Linked DNA regions of Homo sapiens: region 1 is linked to region 2. Evidence: read pairs that join two places in POLR2A ChIA-PET (ENCODE). Cell type or tissue: PC-3. All regions are shown on one strand. Each heading gives the region's core, and the rest is flanking DNA. Links, peaks and the distances in the headings are about the cores only.

Region 1 (2,917 bases), core at 154-2,653, 770 kb after region 2:
AACACTTTAAATGTCATTTGTAGGGACCAGTTAGTTGATAAACCATGTTTGATTCATATAATGGAATGCTATGCTGCTATCAAAAAAAAAATGAGAGTTTCGTATGTATTGACATAGGAAGAACTCCTAGATATGTTATGGAGTGAAAACAGCAAAGTGTAAAATATTGTCTTAGTATGCCACCTTGTGTATAAAAAGGAGGACATTAAGAATACATATTTATAGTTGCTTGTATATGTCACGTGCGTCTGTGTGAAGAGACCATCAAACAGGCTTTCTGTGAGCAATAAAGCTTTCTAATCACCTGGGTGCAGGCGGGCTGAGTCTGAAAAGAGAGTCAGCAAAGGGAGATAGGGTTGGGGCCATTTTATAGGATTTGGGTGGGTAATGGAAAATTACAGTCAAAGAAGGTTTTTCTCTTTCAGGCAGGGGCGAGGGTCACAAGGTGATCAGTGGGGGAGCTTCTGAGCCAGAAGAAGGAATTTCACAAGAATAATCGCTCAGTTAAGTTGGGGCAAAAATAAATCACAATGGTGGAATGTCATGAGATAAGGCAGGAACTGGCAATTTTCACTTCTTTTATGATTCTTCACTTGCTTCAGGCCATCTGGATGTATATGTGCAGGTCACAGGGGATACGATGGCTGAGCTTGGGCTCAGAGGCCTGACATTCCTGTCTTCTTATATTAATAAGAAAAATAACATAAAATAGTATTGAAGTGTTGGGGCAGTGAAAATTTTTGGGGGGTGGTATAGAGAGAGAAAGGGTGATGTTTCTCAGGGTTGCTTCAAGCGGGATTAGGGGCGACATGGGAACCTAGAGTGGGAGAGATTAAGCTGAAGGAAGATTTTGTGGTAAGGGGTGATATTGTGGGGTTATTAGAAGGAGCATTTGTCATTTAGAATGATTGGTGATGGCCTGGATACAGTTTTGGATGAATTGAGAGACTAAATGAAAGACACAAGGTCTGAATAAGAGAAGGAGAAAAACAGGTATTAAAGGACTAAGAATTGAGAGGACCCAGGACACCCAATTAGAGAGTGCCCAAGGGGGTTCAGTGTAATTACTTGCTTGGTTGGCAAGTTTTTGGGCTCTATCCTTGAGTTTTTTTTATGTTGTCATATACCAGGCCAGACTGATTTAGGTAAAACAACACTTTTCATTTAAAAATCTACAGAGTCCCCTTTTTTTAGCAGTGAGTAAGTTGAGGCTTTGGCGATTTTGGAGGAAAGAGAAATGCAAAGCCAGCAATTGTTTTTTAAAGAAGGATTAGAAACAGCTAGGAGACAGTGAGTGAGATTGATAGTGTGGTGGAGACAGCTGGGGAGAGGTAGAGGGTGGCATAAGAATGGGAATGAGAATAAGAGTGAGTATAAAAGTAAAGAATAGGACTTCATTGGATGAAAGTATTGGAGTGTACCCTGTCAGCAAAGATCATCTATCCACTTTAAGAGTGGCAGTTTAGGAATAGCACCAGGCGATATTAGCTGTGATGGCTTGGAGAAACAGTGTAAACAGGCAGTGTAAACAAGAGCAGGACATTTATGAGTAGTTGAGAACAGTGAATAGGAGTATGACTAGACAGAAGACAGTAGGGATGACAAGTTTTTGGGGTGCAGTCCAAGTTGGGCTGGTGTCTGGAATGAGACTGGGGCCTAAAAAAGAGGAGTGTCCATACAGGAGCTCAAATGCGCTGTACCCTCGTAGCATCCTGAGGGCAGACCCAAGTTCTGAGAAGGGCAAGTGGTAAAAGTATTGTCCAGTCCTTTCTAAGTTGGAAACTGAACTTGGTGAGGTGTGTTTTTAAAAGACCATTAGTCCATTTTACCTTTCCTGAAGACTGAGGACCGTAAGGGGTCTGAAGGTTCCACTGAATACCAAGAGCCTGAAAAACTGCTTGGGTGATTTGACTAGTAAAGGCCTGTCCGTTATTGGACTGTATAGAGGTGGGAAGGCCAAACTGAGGAATTATTTCTGACAGAAGGGAAGAAATGACCGTGGTGGCCTTCTCAGACCCTGTGGGAAAGGCCTCTACCCATCCAGTGAAAGTTTCTACCCAGACCAAGAGGCATTTTAGTTTCCTGACTCAGGGCATGTGAGTAAAATTAATTTGCCAGTCCTAGGCAGGGGCAAATCCCTGAGCTTGATGTATAGGGAAGGGAGGGGGCCTGAACAATCCCCGAGGAGGAGTAGAATAGCAGATGGAACACTGAGAAGTGATTTCCTTGAGGATAGATTTCCACGATGGAAAGGAAATGAGAGGTTCTAAGAGATGGGCTAGTGGCTTGTAACCTACATGGAAGAGGCTATGAAATGACAACAGAATAGAATGGGCCTGTGAGGCTGGAAGGAGATATTTTCCTTGGTCTAAGAACTATTTGCCTTGTATGGGAAGAGATTGATAGGTGGAAGTTTCAGTGGGGGAGTAGGTGGGAGTGACTGATGAGAAGGAGAAAAACTGGTCGTGAGGGACAGAAGTTGGAAAGCTAGCTGCTTCTTTAGCTACCTTATCAGCATAAGTATTGCCCTGAGCAATGGGATCTGATGCCTTTTGATGGCTCTTCCAGTGAATGACTCCAACTTCCTTTGGAAGTAAAGCAGCCTTGAGAAGAGTTTTTATTAAAGAGGCATTGATGATGGAGGACCCTTGCATAGTGAGGAAACCTCTTTCTGCCTATATAACAGCATGGTGGTGCAGGATATGGAAGGCATATTTAGGGTCAGTATAAATATTGATGTGTAGTCCTTTTGCAAGAGTGAGGGCTCAAGTTAAGGCAATGAGTTCGGCTTGTTGAGAGGTAGTGGAGGGGTCAGAAAGTATATGTGTCAGATGTGAGGAAGAAAATAGATTTTGGAAGTTATGAGAACTGTAGAGAGTGAGTTGAGCATAGTTTGTGATTTTGAGGGCCTCTAAAA
Region 2 (2,917 bases), core at 145-2,644:
TGGGTTGTTCCTTATCTTTCCAGATAGCGTGTAAATCCTCTTGAAAACAGCCACTGGGTTTTTACCTCCTTGTAGGATGCCCAGGCTCTAGCATAATATCTTCTACACAGTGAGCACTCAGTGAATACTTGTCGTTTTTCACTGCTTTAAGTTTGACTTATTTTTGTTCAGATGCTGCCTGACGTCATGATCATTTCAGAAAGGTGAGGGAGCTCTAAGGGGGCTTGGAGTTATGTAGGGTAGTGAATCAGGCTTTTGATATACTACATTACTATGATCTTTGCATGAGACAGGTGATGAAATACCAAAGCGTATATACTTTTCTAAGATTTCAGTCTTCTTAAACCTTGAAAAAGTAGTTTTTATAAGTCTGGTTTTATTGGAAAAGCAGTAAGTGCTATAATTATTCATTTACTTTCTTCATCTTAGCACTTCTACTGAAAAGGAAAAAAAATGATTCAAAATCTTTCCAAACTTCTAATGTGAAATTGTTTTTCAGTTAAAATCCAATGCAAACATATTGAACCCTATTTTAATCCTACATAATTCATTTTATTAACTATGACCAAATAGAACATCTGTTAAAATTCCATAATGCTAGCTTCATGGGAAAAGAAAAAAATCCCTGTTTGCTCTTGGAAGTTGTCCATTGTTTTATTATTCAGGCTTTCAGTAAATGTGTAATGAGACATTCTTTTTGATGGAAATATTAAACAAATGAAAATGAAATTTCCTCTTTTATCATAGAGGTTTATAAAATGAGTCACTTAATTGCATTTACATTATTATAACTTTACCGTAGAGATGTTCTATGAAGAATGAATGCTGGTTCATTTGATTCATTCTTTAATTCAAGAACCTAAAATTATTACTCCTCAAACCTGGACTTTAGCCTTTAGTTTTTCATCATCTCTTAAATAAGCAAATATTTTTAGGAAGAACAATTGAGTAAAATTATCTTAATGTGGAAGTATTACTCTAGCCCTTCAGTGCATAGTTTCTCATGTTTCGTTTACATGAAACCAGCTGCTATTTACTTTTTTCATTCCTTGGACAAATTTCATTTACGCTGTGAAGTGACTTGAAAATGCTACATATTTCCATTGTTGCATGTTGGCCATGTTGTCCTGAAGGGGCACCAGTTCCTGTGTGTATGGTTTATGGGATGTAAATGCAATAATATGATGCTTCACTGTAAACACATTGGAAGCTATTGGATACAGGTGGAAATTATCTGTTAATTCTTTATTTAAACGTTGTGACCATAAACCATAGTGTTGAAGTAGCTCTTTGTTGTTGTTCCTTTGTGGTTTTCATCCCATGTGAAATGTCATCTTTCTTCGTCTTCGTGAGTCCATTTGGATTGCATTTAGGCTTCAAATAACAGAAAATTTGACTACAATGGTTTCACCAAAAAAGTTTTCTGTTTTTCCCTTTTGTAACAAGAAATCTGAAGATGATCATTCTAAGGCTGGTGTACTGGTTAGATGAGGGCAAGGAGAATCCAGTCTCTTTCATTTTGCCTGGCTAACTTTAATGCTCTGGCTAATTGACTCATGGTCACAAAATGGCTGTTCTGCTTTCAGGCATCATAGTTCTATTCCAGAACTATGAAGAAGGGGAAGGGCATGAGGCAGTACTAACTTTATCTGTCCTTTTGTTTATCTCGAAAACAAAAACTTTCCTGGGACAGATGGTATCTCAGGGCCTTTATGAGTTGCGTGGGGATTGGGAAGTTGAGTATGTAGCTTTTCACTGTAGTAGATGAAGTCAGGCAAAGGGTGGACTGGGGGCAGTGGTACTACCGTTACTGAGTCACCCCATAGGATCTGCCGTATTCTGTCCCTTCAAACCCTTCCAGCTAAAGTTTCATCTCTTCAGAAAGAAGACCATTTCATACATCTCTAGCTTCAGCCCACATGTGGGCATCCATCGTTGTTAAGATCCATGAGTAATTGTCTGTACCACTATTTTTTTTTTTGGTCATTCTCCTCTGTAAATGGAAATGTCTGTTCGTTTTCTTTTTCTGCCACCTTTGTTCTTTTGGGCACTAGTGTAGAAACTCATCTTTAAAAATTATTTGGTGGTCTCACTGAAATTGAAGACATGAATTTACTTCTGATTTATTTACTTTTATATGTAGTTTTGATTTTAAAGTTAAAATCTGAGAATACTTCTTATATTGATATATTCATATGTAAACACCTAAAAAATGTGTGTCATTTTAGATGGAAATAAACTGTTTACATTTACCAAGTACTTAAAATGTTCCAGTCACTGTGCTAAGTTGTTTACATACATTATTTCACATAATCCTCACAGCAGCCCAAAATGCGATCCCTACTTGACAGAAACTAAAGCTTGGTAAGTTTGTGGTTGGCCCAGGGTCTCATACCAGTAAGGGAGAGATCAGAGGACTCCAGAATCCATGAACTTAACCTTTATGGTGAGCTGTGTATTTTACATTTTATAAACAGATAAATTTTTTCTGGGGAGGAAAATATGTATTTAAAATGAGTAATCCATATTTATATCTGTAGTCTTTAAGCCTTTAGATAGGCGTTAGTGCCAGGAGTTTGGGGAAACTGGAAGTCTACATGATATTAAAAATAAATTAATTAGAGGAAATAAGCAAGTGTAAGGAATCTGTGTTGATGGAAGTGTTCATGAAGAACTGTGGCTTGTAAGTGCATATTATCACGTTTGCGTGATTTTCCTTTATCTAGGTGTTAGTTTACATGCCCCTTCTCTGAGGGACCTCCTGTGATCACTCCAGCTAAAATAGACCTACCCCATCCCTGATCACTCACCTGTTACCTTTGCATGCACTGATGTTTGAAATTACCTTCATTTCTTGTTCAAAAATTAATTACTGCTGCAAACAGGGACAATTTGACTTCCTCTCTTCCTATTTGAA

The links. ChIA-PET counts read pairs that join two places held together with the same protein. Peaks named below come from ENCODE experiments on the same cell type or tissue, not always from the same donor. Only the 100,000 strongest peaks of a DNase experiment are listed, where the experiment ranks them.
Region 1: POLR2A ChIA-PET joins it to region 2 with 5 read pairs; 2 of 35 experiments call an interaction of 5 or more read pairs at or near these places.

The regions. Positions count from the first base shown.
Region 1 is chr3:67,037,626-67,040,542 of GRCh38, forward strand. No RefSeq gene overlaps it. Among named protein-coding and RNA genes, the nearest start is that of KBTBD8, 41 kb to the left of the region's middle. In PC-3, for the core only: no CTCF peak of the experiment used is centred there; no DNase peak of the experiment used is centred there.
Region 2 is chr3:66,269,857-66,272,773 of GRCh38, forward strand. The region is part of intron 5 of SLC25A26 (solute carrier family 25 member 26); the gene reads left to right. Among named protein-coding and RNA genes, the nearest start is that of SLC25A26, 50 kb to the left of the region's middle. In PC-3, for the core only: no CTCF peak of the experiment used is centred there; no DNase peak of the experiment used is centred there; H3K27ac peaks cover 1,241 bases.